Regions from separate parts of the Mus musculus genome. Here region 1 is linked to region 2. A link is a contact called in ENCODE Hi-C or POLR2A ChIA-PET data. All regions are on one chromosome and are shown on one strand. The core of a region is the stretch at or near the end of the contact, and the rest is flanking DNA. Distances in the headings are between cores, read along the strand shown.

Evidence for each region. Hi-C counts contacts between places; a loop is a spot of excess contacts on that map. ChIA-PET counts read pairs that join two places held with the same protein, here RNA polymerase II (POLR2A).
Region 1: a loop to region 2 is called in a map of heart, with 12 times the contacts of the local background. The contact joins the promoter of Actg1 here to the enhancer-like site in region 2. A Hi-C loop is called at or near these places in 12 of 37 maps with a recorded cell type or tissue (Patski, T-helper 1 cell, T-helper 17 cell and 6 more). POLR2A ChIA-PET finds 5 or more read pairs at or near these places in 3 of 5 experiments (Patski and embryonic stem cell).

Annotation. Positions count from the first base shown.
Region 1 is chr11:120,345,818-120,350,994 of GRCm38, forward strand. Actg1 (actin, gamma, cytoplasmic 1) reads right to left here and starts at 2,678. Exons shown (of 6, transcript NM_009609.3): 1 at 2,608-2,678; 2 at 2,152-2,280; 3 at 1,819-2,058; 4 at 1,094-1,532; 5 at 820-1,001; 6 at 1-716. The coding sequence starts at 2,274. The coding sequence ends at 573. Mir6935 (microRNA 6935) reads right to left here and starts at 1,596; the gene lies at 1,533-1,596. It overlaps 0610009L18Rik (RIKEN cDNA 0610009L18 gene), which reads left to right and starts at 2,861. Exons shown (of 2, transcript NR_038126.1): 1 at 2,861-3,045; 2 at 4,940-5,177.
Region 2 is chr11:120,312,590-120,317,727 of GRCm38, forward strand. No RefSeq gene overlaps it. Among named protein-coding and RNA genes, the nearest start is that of Mir6935, 32 kb to the right of the region's middle. RefSeq lists an enhancer at 2,284-4,837. Within about 2 kb of position 2,949, at least 3 of the 3 ENCODE cell types and tissues checked have a DNase peak (open chromatin) inside an H3K27ac peak, as active enhancers do; they include gastrocnemius, heart and left cerebral cortex, where a contact is called at or near this core.

The DNA.
Region 1 (5,177 bases), core at 1,428-3,927, 33 kb after region 2:
TTAAAGAATGAATACATTTACAGGTGTCGATGCAAACGTTCCCAACTCAAGGCAACTAACAACCGATGGTGGTCAGGAGGGAAGAAACCAGAACTGAAACTGGGTCCTAAGGCTCGGACTTTCCCACCCTGTTAGACTGGCAAGAAGGAGTGGTAACTGGTTCAGGAACCCTTGCCAGCCTCAGGAAATCCTGGAAGTCTGCTGTTGGTTAATACCCTGCACAGATCACTCAGTGGTGCTCACAGAGATCCACCAGGCTGGGGCTTTCTCATCTACAGCGTGCTCTCCCCAGCCCCCAAGTGACCGAGCCACATGAACTAAGGACTAAATCAAGATATGCACAGGGTATTAAACATATACCAAGGGAGCAGTTAACTTGAATACAAGGTCAAAAATCAGCAACAAGTTCTACGATCCAGTGCTGATATCAGATACAAGCTTCAAGGACAAATTTCTTTTCAAAGGCTTATTCCAGTTTCATGAGGCTAGCATGAGGTGTGTACATTTGCCAGGGCAAATTGATACTTCAATATCAGCTCATGCAGCAGATGCCTGGCACCTGCTCAGTCCATCTAGAAGCATTTGCGGTGGACGATGGAGGGGCCTGACTCATCATACTCCTGCTTGCTGATCCACATCTGCTGGAAGGTGGACAGTGAGGCCAGAATGGAGCCACCGATCCAGACTGAGTACTTGCGCTCAGGGGGAGCAATGATCTGTGGAGGAAAAACACTGAATGAGCACTCATGCCCTTCCTGTGGGTCCCACTTCCCAGCCACAGGTCCTAAGGCCAGCTCAGGCCGGGTGGTAGCCACTCACCTTAATCTTCATCGTGCTAGGTGCTAGGGCTGTGATCTCCTTCTGCATCCTGTCAGCAATGCCTGGGTACATGGTGGTACCACCAGACAGCACTGTATTGGCATACAGGTCTTTGCGGATATCCACATCACACTTCATGATGGAGTTGAAAGTGGTCTCATGGATACCACAGGACTCCATGCCTAGGGAACAGAGCTCATTTAGCCACTACATTCTGTGTGTTCCATCCCTTCTGAGAGCCCCTTGGCTCCTAAATCATGTTGTGGACACCTACCCAGGAAGGAAGGCTGGAAGAGTGCCTCCGGACACCGGAACCGCTCATTGCCAATGGTGATCACCTGCCCGTCGGGCAGCTCGTAACTCTTCTCCAAGGAGGAAGATGATGCAGCAGTAGCCATTTCTTGCTCAAAATCCAGGGCAACATAGCACAGCTTCTCCTTTATGTCACGAACAATTTCCCTCTCAGCAGTGGTGGTAAAGCTGTAGCCCCGTTCAGTCAGGATCTTCATGAGGTAGTCTGTCAGGTCCCGGCCAGCCAGGTCCAGACGCAAGATGGCGTGGGGAAGGGCGTAGCCCTCATAGATGGGCACTGTGTGTGTGACCCCGTCACCAGAGTCCATGACAATGCCAGTGGTGCGCCCAGATGCATACAAGGACAGCACCGCCTGAATGGCCACGTACATGGCTGGGGTATTGAAGGTTTCAAACATTATCTGTGGAAAGACAAAGAACACCTGAGTGAGTGAGTAGCAGGGGCCCTGAGCCTCCCACACCCACACTCTGCATGCTGCATGCCACAAATGTGATGTGTGAAGAAAAAAAGAACAGAACGCAAGCAGAAACGCAAACAGAAACCTGGAGGCTTCAGGGAGGAAATGCCAGGAGAAGAGGAACAGAACCCTAGAAACACCAAAGAAACGCTTGAATGTCAGGAAATGAGGCACAACACAAAATGACTCGTCACGCCCAAGGGGAGGCAAGGTCCCGGCTCAAGCATACCTGCGTCATCTTCTCTCTGTTAGCTTTGGGGTTCAGGGGGGCCTCGGTCAGAAGCACCGGGTGCTCCTCAGGAGCCACACGCAGCTCATTGTAGAAGGTGTGGTGCCAGATCTTCTCCATGTCGTCCCAGTTAGTGACAATGCCGTGTTCGATAGGGTACTTCAGGGTCAGGATACCCCTCTTGCTCTGGGCCTCGTCACCCACGTATGAGTCTTTCTGGCCCATGCCCACCATGACGCCCTGCGAGAGAAAAGGCCGCGGTCAGACTCGCCCCACCCACCGCGCGACCCGGGCCCAGAGAGAACACAAGGGAGGCCACTCCTCTCAACTAACCTGGTGTCGGGGGCGCCCTACGATGGAAGGGAACACGGCCCTGGGGGCGTCGTCGCCAGCAAAGCCGGCTTTGCACATGCCGGAGCCATTGTCAATGACGAGTGCGGCGATTTCTTCTTCCATTGCGATCTGCGCAGGAAGAAGCCCCGGAATTAGCGCAGCCCTCACCGAACTCAGAAAATGTCCTCGGCCAGGGCCGAGCCACCCCGGAGGAGTGCAGTCCCCACCCCGGGCGGCGTAACCGTCGGCTACCGGCAGCGCCCCGTTCCGCCGCGGCGAGGAGGGGCTGCGCATTGCGTCGGGCCCCGCCCTGCCCCCAGCCGCGGCTGCAGACCCAGGCCCACCCGTCAGGCGCCCTGCGCTCCGCTCCGCTCCGCAGCGGTGCGGCAGGCAGGGTGAGCGGGAAGAAAGGGCCACAGGAAGTCACTGGGCCAAGCCCGGGGAGCGGCAGCTTACCGGCGAAGGACGCGGCGGCGACGGAGGAGCGGCAAGAAGCGCAGTGTAAGCCGGCGGCGGAGTGTGAGACCGACCGCGGCCTCCCCCGCCGCTATTTAAGCGGGAGCGGGCCGCGCGCGCGGGCGGGGGCGCGCGCGGCCCCAGAACATGTCCATATATGGCGATCTTTCCAAAAGCCGGGCGCCTATTGGCCCGCCCGCCAGGGACACGTGGGGCCCGGGCCCGCCCGCCCCTGGCCCGCGCCGCCGCCAACGGCCCCGCCCGCGCCGCCCCCGCGCGCTCGCGACCCCGGGAGGCCCGGTTCTTGCTCGCGGGGGTCTCGGCGAGTGGCGTGCGTGCGATCGGCCCTGCCCTGCCCCGGGACTGCCGCGTAGCAGGGAGGGCCCGGGCTGCGCCCCGAAACTGCCAAGCCCGGGGCGGGCCGCGCCCCGATCTGGGGTGAGTCCCGTGGCCCCCGCCCCTATGTGAATCCTGTGCCCCGCACACCCCCCAGGACCTTTCTCTACAGGGTCCGTGTGTGCCTGGCTGGGGACGGGCTGGAGGGATTCCCGGGGGTCCGGGGAGCGGCCATCACATCCCAGTCACGTGGGAGAGGGTCACCAGTTCTTCCACTTCAGCCATGTCCCTTTATTGGAGGAGGGGTCGTCACGGGGTTGGGTGTCCCTGGGCATCAAAGAAGGTGGTGGTGGTGGTGTGAGTGGGCATTGTGTTATGCTGGCTTTGCGGGACACATTGTAGGGAAACTGAGGCAGGGGAAGTCTCCCGACTTTCAGGATGGTCCAGCCCCGCCCCCCGCGTGGGTCAGCTGGCGAGACTCCTCTCCACTGATTATGAAGTCCGGGTCAAACTGGTTTTGGGCACAGAATGCTTAGGCCTTAGTCCCCTCCGGACAGGCGTGGGGGGCGGGCCGGCCTCGCTGCCCTTCTCCCGGCTGTTTGGAAACTTGTCACCCTTAGCAGGGTCGTGGCGCTGCCGTCCTAGATGGTGCCTGAAGAGAAAGCTGGCACGGGAGTTAACCGGGTTTTATTTGTAAGCTTCTGGAATGGTTCATTGTGGAATGAAGCGGAGGGTAGCAGTGAGGTGAGGGACTCCAAGGTCACAGGGCACAGAGCTTGATTCGAGCAGGTACGGGGTGCCACTCCCACCCTATGCACAGGCGCTCTCAGGCAGCCCTGCAAGGTCAGCTCCCCATCTGAGACATGAACACAAGACCCAGGGGGACCAAGCAGCCTGCCCTGCTTACCTGCTGGCCATAAACCCGTGCCAACACTCAGTCACCTTTTGTGCAACATCAGGCCTAGAAAGAAGGGCGCTGGCCCTGTGGTTGTACAGAGGTGCCTGTCAAATGGGAGCACCACCCATGAGGGGGATGCAGGGCTGGACCTCCAGGACCCCACCATGAGCCTACAGGAGCTAACAGCTAACTAACACTTGTAGGTGGGGGTGAGAGTCGTGGGGAAAGTGGAAGGTTTCGGTGAGCACTCACACCTCTGACACGCCCATGGCTACCCAAGAAGTACTGCCGGGGGCCTGGCCCTCAAATCCGAGCCTTCTCTTAAGACGCCTTTGTCTGCTTGTGTGCAGAAGGCGCTGCGAGCACGGAACGGCCATGTAAGGCCGGGTTCCCCCGGCGGGGGCGCCTTGTCCCGCCGCGGGACCAAGGTGCAACTCAGGTGTGCGGGTGGGGGCAGGGGCGGCGGGCGGCGCGCGGCCATATTTGGCGATTTCGACCCGCGCTCCGCCCGCCGCCGGGAGGCCAGTGGCCGCCCTGAGTCACGGGGGCGGACGTAACGGACGGGGCGCCGGGCCGCGCTCCTCGCCTTATTTAGTCAAGCAGGCTACCCATTGGCCCGCAGGACAAAGGCGGTTCCGGCCGGTGCGCGCGGAGACCCTCGCCTGTGCGCTTGGGATCCGAGACGCAGCCCTCCCTGGGGACGCGGGGGAGGGGTAGCCCCAGCCCCGCCGGAGCGGAGCCGCAGCCCGGCCTCCTAACGCGGTGCACGAGAAGGAGGCGCTGTGATTTGTCAGTTTTGCAACTGGGCAGTGTGAGGGAGGCCTCGCCCAAGGTCAGGTCCGGGCTGTTCTTGCCTGCTGTGGAAGTTGGCGGCCCCACCCCACTTGGAGCAGGAATTGAGAATGCCTGGCTTCCGTGAGCCTGCAGGCCAGGGCTGCAGGCTCACGATTGCAGGGCTGCCAGAAGTGGGCGTGTCTCCGTTGTAAAGAAAGACTCAGTCTAGAGAAATGATAAAAAACATTTTTCCTTTGCTGGCTTTGGTCGGCTTTTATTGTGACGTTGTTGCATCTTATTTCATATTCCGGTGGATTAATGCAGCAGTTGAAGAGTTGGGGAGATTTACTGCAGGCTGGCTCCATCCGACACCCTCCCAGGTGGTCACTGCAACCTGTCACTTCCTTCTCCCTGCGGCCACTTTGGATTCCCCGGAGAGTCCGGTCACCTCTGTGCTTGGTACCTGGATCCTCCAGCAAGGCTCCGCCCACCAAGGCACTTCATACTCACTTTCTCCTTGTTAGGCAACGGGAACGAGAAACATGGTCTCCACTGTTCCTGC
Region 2 (5,138 bases), core at 1,699-4,198:
TTCACAACAAATTTTATGAATCATGCTGGAATTCTTGACGCTCAGCGAAAGACTTGAGCAGACTGATGAAAGGGGGCTCTGTTCCTCGAACATCCTTCATGTCTTCTGTCTTCCCAGCCTACCTCAAACTGACTAGGAAGCCATGGCACACATACACTCACTATTGACTTAGTTCTGAGCTCACTGTAGGGCTCATGCCAATGATCCCAGCACCTAAAAGGTGAAGCCGAAAAATCACCCAAGTTTGAGGTCAGCCTGATCTACATATTAATGCTTAAAACTTTTTTTAAAATCTCATCTTAATGAACTACATCATTTTTTGTGTGGTTGGTTTTTTTGTTTGTCTTGGTTTTTCGAGACAGAGTTTCTCTATCTACCCCTGGTTGTCCTGGACTTTGCATTGTAGACCAGGCTGACCTCGAATTCACAGAAATCTGCCTGCTTCTGCCTCCAGAGTGCTGGGGTTAAGGGCAACCACCACCACACCTGACAATAAACGGCATCTCTGAATTGTTTCAAACCAGTCTATGGTGTGAAATTAGAACAACGAAAATATGCAGCTGGAAGTGGCTCAGGGTGAAGGCCTGCTGTGCCGGCAGCAGGCACAGGGACTGAATTTAGATACCCAGCACCCACATAAAGGCTAAGTGTGGAAACTGGCAGGAGAGACTCTGTTTTAAAAAATAAGATGGAGAGACAGGCTTGCGTTCAAGACCAGTATGGTCTACAACGAGAGCTCCAGGATACCCAGGGCTGCTACACAGAGAAATCCCGTTTCAAAAAAAAAAAAAAAAAAGGAAAAGAAAGAAAAGAAAAACAGACAAAACAGAACACTGGAGAGAAAAAGGCTCTTGCTGCCAAGCCTAGTAACCTGAGCCCAGTCCCTGGAACTAACATATGGAAGAAAAAACTGATTTCTGCAAGTTATTCTCTAAACTAAACACACACACACACACATGTATACACACATGCACAGACACATATATACACATATGCATGCACACACACCAAATAAATGAAAAAAAACACAATGTGGCAAAGCCCTTTAGGAGCACAGCCCACATTGACCTCTGGGCTCTGCAGGTGCATGAATGGTAGACCCACGTCACTTACATGCATCTGACACACAACAGACGGCCTGAATGTAAAGCCTTTTTCAAGCCACAGCTAGCTAGCTTCTTTCAAACTGCACACCAAAGCGGTTGAGAGACAAATACCACCAGCACACAGGAGGTAGAGACAGCCAGATCTTTTTGGGAGTTTGTGGCCAGCCAGGGCTCCACAGTCAGACTCTGTCTCAAAATTAACTAAATAGGAACAAATATTCTAGAAGGTCCTTCTTCAGTAAGGAAAACAGGGACACTTAGTAGGAAATGAGCAAAGATTATCAAAGATTTTTCATAGCCTCCCCAAAAGAAAGAACGAAAATTCAGTCACAAGTGGTTACTTATCTGCCAAGTTGGCAAACACTCCCGGTGTAAGGAAGTTGTCCCATGGGGACTCTGGAAGGGCCTGCTTGGGGAAAAGGCAGACCTGGGATGCTGGACCTGCTACTCCAGCCCCTGAAATTTCCCACAAAGGAAGAAGAGCAGGAGGACCAGACAGACCTCCTCTGAGCACTGCTGTGTGCAGAAACTAAGCAGACCCTACAGGACAAGGACATTACCACTCTGGCCAGGAGTGGGCCCACAGATGCTTTCTGGACAGACAGACCTCCTTCCTGCCTCCCGCCTCCCCGCCCCCCCCCCTTCAGCTATTGTTTGATGTTTCTGTGACACTTTGTGGATGAGCCTGGTCTATGGCTGACCAAGGACACTAAGCTGGTGTAGGCAGTTAGACTCACATAAGGACGGGCCTGCAGGACCTTGTGGTCAGTGGGAGGGAGCCAGAGCACTCCCAAGAACACTTACTGACAGCCTTGTCTGACTCCCCACCCTCCCTTCCTCACTGCTGCCTCAAGATTGTCCTATGTGGACATATTTAATTTAGGTTTTTGTTTTGTTTTGCTTTGTTTTTGTTTGTGGCTTTTCCAGACAGGGTTTCTCTGTGCTGGGATTAAAGGTGTGAGCCACCACCGCCAGGCTAGGTTTGTTGTTGTTGTTGTTGTTGTTGTTGTTGTTGGTTTGTTTGTTTTAAAGTGGTGCAGACTGACTTATTTCCTCGGAGGCTTCACAGGACAGATAGCTGAAAATCTAACCCCTGATCCTCAAGTGTCTGGCGCCATAGGCCCCTGGAGTTGTAGGGATTCCCGGATTCTGACGCTTGTTTAGCATCCGCCCCCTGCGGTAGCCTCCTCTTGTTCGTTTGGTCCCACCCCCTGAGATAGCCTCCTCTTGTACAATCTTGCCAGTGAGTTCATTTGCCTGCAGCCTGTGGCTGCAATCTCACTTTCGTAAAACTGTGCAATCTGGGTAAGGGTACAGCCCCGAACCCTCCTTGAGGCTGACAAGTTTTTGATTGTGGCTCACAGGGAGAGCTTGGATCCTACCCATTCCTTAAAATCTATCATCATGATAGACAAAGTCAACATGTCCAGGCAAGGTTTTTATTTGCAGCCAATGTGGGCATTTTCAGCAAAAAGAAACAGAAAAAAAGAAATGCAGGTCTTGGAATACACTGGGTGGGCCCGAGTGGACTGAACTGCGGGACCTCCCACAGAGGGCTGGGCACGCACCATCTTCGCCTTCTGGGGTGTGATTCCCAAACTGCTGCAAAACCTGGCGCTTCCTTACAAAACTGAATGCCGAGAGATTAAGACCAACATAGGTGGACACAGAAACTGCAGCATCTTGGTGCTCCCGCTCTGCCTACATCTACCCTCCCACAGTGTCTGTGGCCACAGGAGTGATAATGCGCATGGAATCCAGCTATGAAGGTTGCCATGGTTTCTGGTTCCTCTCTTCCACATAGGTTGCACCTGGCAGTGGGTGAGCTACTGTAGCCCCAGCCCGGCCACACCCTCATGGGAGAACCTGAGCCAAAACCACCCCAGTCTGCCGACTGCCCACTCTCAAACACTGTGTGAGGTAACAGATGTCTATTCAAGCTCCAGGGTTGTAAGGTCATTTGTTGCCTGGCAATAAAGAAATGACACGCCATCTGCATTGGAGCATTTTTCTTTACTATATTGAAATATGGGAGATGGGCTCACTTTATAGAGAAAAAAGGCATTGTTCACAGTTAGGAGACTGGAGGGCATAATAATGACATCCATCCCTCTGTTCTGGTGAGGGCTCAGTGGCTGTGTGGTGTGTGTGTGTGTGTGTGTGTGTGTGTGTGTGTGTGTGTGTGTGTGCGCGCGCGCGCGCGCACTGGCTCGCGCATATTAACACTCACTCGTTTACATAAGTTAGCACACAGCTCCCAGCATTGTGAACCCCACCACACAGGCAAAAAAAAAAAGCAAGGCATCGAGGCTGCGGGACTTAATTGTCTAACTGGTCAGTGAGCGGGACGAAATGAACTGACGTTAGCAACTGGCTCTAGGTCCACTCTCAGGCTTGCCTGGGGCAAAACCACTTGCTTCCTGTCTCCCAAAACGTCCTGCGGACCAGACAGTAGCTGCTGGGCGTCCATCCTGCCCAGCACCAGCACAAGCCAACCAGAGCAGACCTGCCTACCCTGCATTGTGATTGGTTCAGGCAATCCCGGCCTCGCCCAATCATAATGAAGTTCTCTTTGCCCGCAGGGCTGCTGGGAGCCCCAGGCTTTTGTTCCTTCTAATCTCGGAGGTCCACGCTTGCTGTTTGCCGAGCCAGCAGTGTGTGGAGCGAGGAGAGGGGAGTGTGAAGGGCAGAGCTGAGAAAACGGAAGAGAAGCCATACCTGGAGGTGTACGCTGATGTTTAACACTTAAGCTCCAGGCCCTGCGTTGGAGCTGCACACCAAACAAAACAAGAAAGCGGGCTCCTGACCAACTTCAGTACTTGCTTTTAAACAGGAAAAGGTCACTCCCAATTGGTGAGGGCTCAGTGTCTTGGGGTAAGCAGCAGTTGTCTGCGAGCCTGGGTCCCTAGTGCCGAGGTAACATCGTGGCAGAGGCCGGGCCACCGTGGACGCCGGCTGCTTGTTGCCCAGGTGGATACTCACTTTCTGAAAACGGCTCCCCAGGGTTTCGCTGGGCACCCTTATCTTGTCCCCAGACTGTCTTCTCACTCTGCTACCCCGAGCTGAAATCTGTTAACTACAGACAGGAATCCTGCATGCTGTAGCATAGCTCCCCAGAACCCCGGCTTCTGCAAGCCCCAAGCTCCCAACAGGGGCTGGTGTCCTCTACAGAGGCATGTCCAGGAAGCTGCTCGCTAGTCAGTTTGGTTACAGAGAGCCAATTAGCAGGGATTCAGTTTGCAAGAATTATTTTTCTCACATTATCGATGGGGTGAGGGGTTGGGAATTGAGGTAGTTAGAGGTGCGGTGTGATTTTGTCCCGTCGGGCGGGGTCCCAGATTCTTCTGCTCTTTCCCCTGCAACACCTGTGGGTGCTGATTTCCCTCCTTCCCTGGTGGCGGCGAGGTGGCTGCTGGGACTCCAGATACTACATGCCTCTCCAGAGTCACAGCATGAAGGACTGACTTCCTGTCTCTCAGCATGTCTCGCCCTGTGCTGCCTGAGGCTCCCCCGCACATTGCTCCCAACCCTGACCCAGAATCAAGAGTCAAAATCAATGTTTTCTTTATAACTTAAAAAAGGAGGGGAAAGAAAAAGAGAAACATGGAAGCCATGTCTGTCCTTTACAGTGAGGGACAGAGGTGAATAAATGTGACCAGAGCACATTGCGTATTCGTGTGAGAAGGTCAAAAATACGGATAGACATTGATTCATTGGGACCTCAGGACCACTTCTTTATGGTGGGTCATTCTGACCAGCATGTAACCTGCTCTTGTAAAAGCAATGAATAGAAGACAAAACCAGGCAGACCAGACAAAGGTGTCTGTACTGTCCACCAAACGCAAACAGCAAGATTTGTGTTTCACTAACATTCCCGGGGGGGTGGGGGGTGGGGTGGGGAGTGGGGGTGGGGAATGGACAAAAAGGAAGCCAACGCTGTGCTGCGGAGCTGCCCGGAGGCTTCCGGGTCTAACCAGAGCTCACCAAGGCTCACGTAATACCACAGTGGAGGGAAAACAGGTCAAGCCTGCT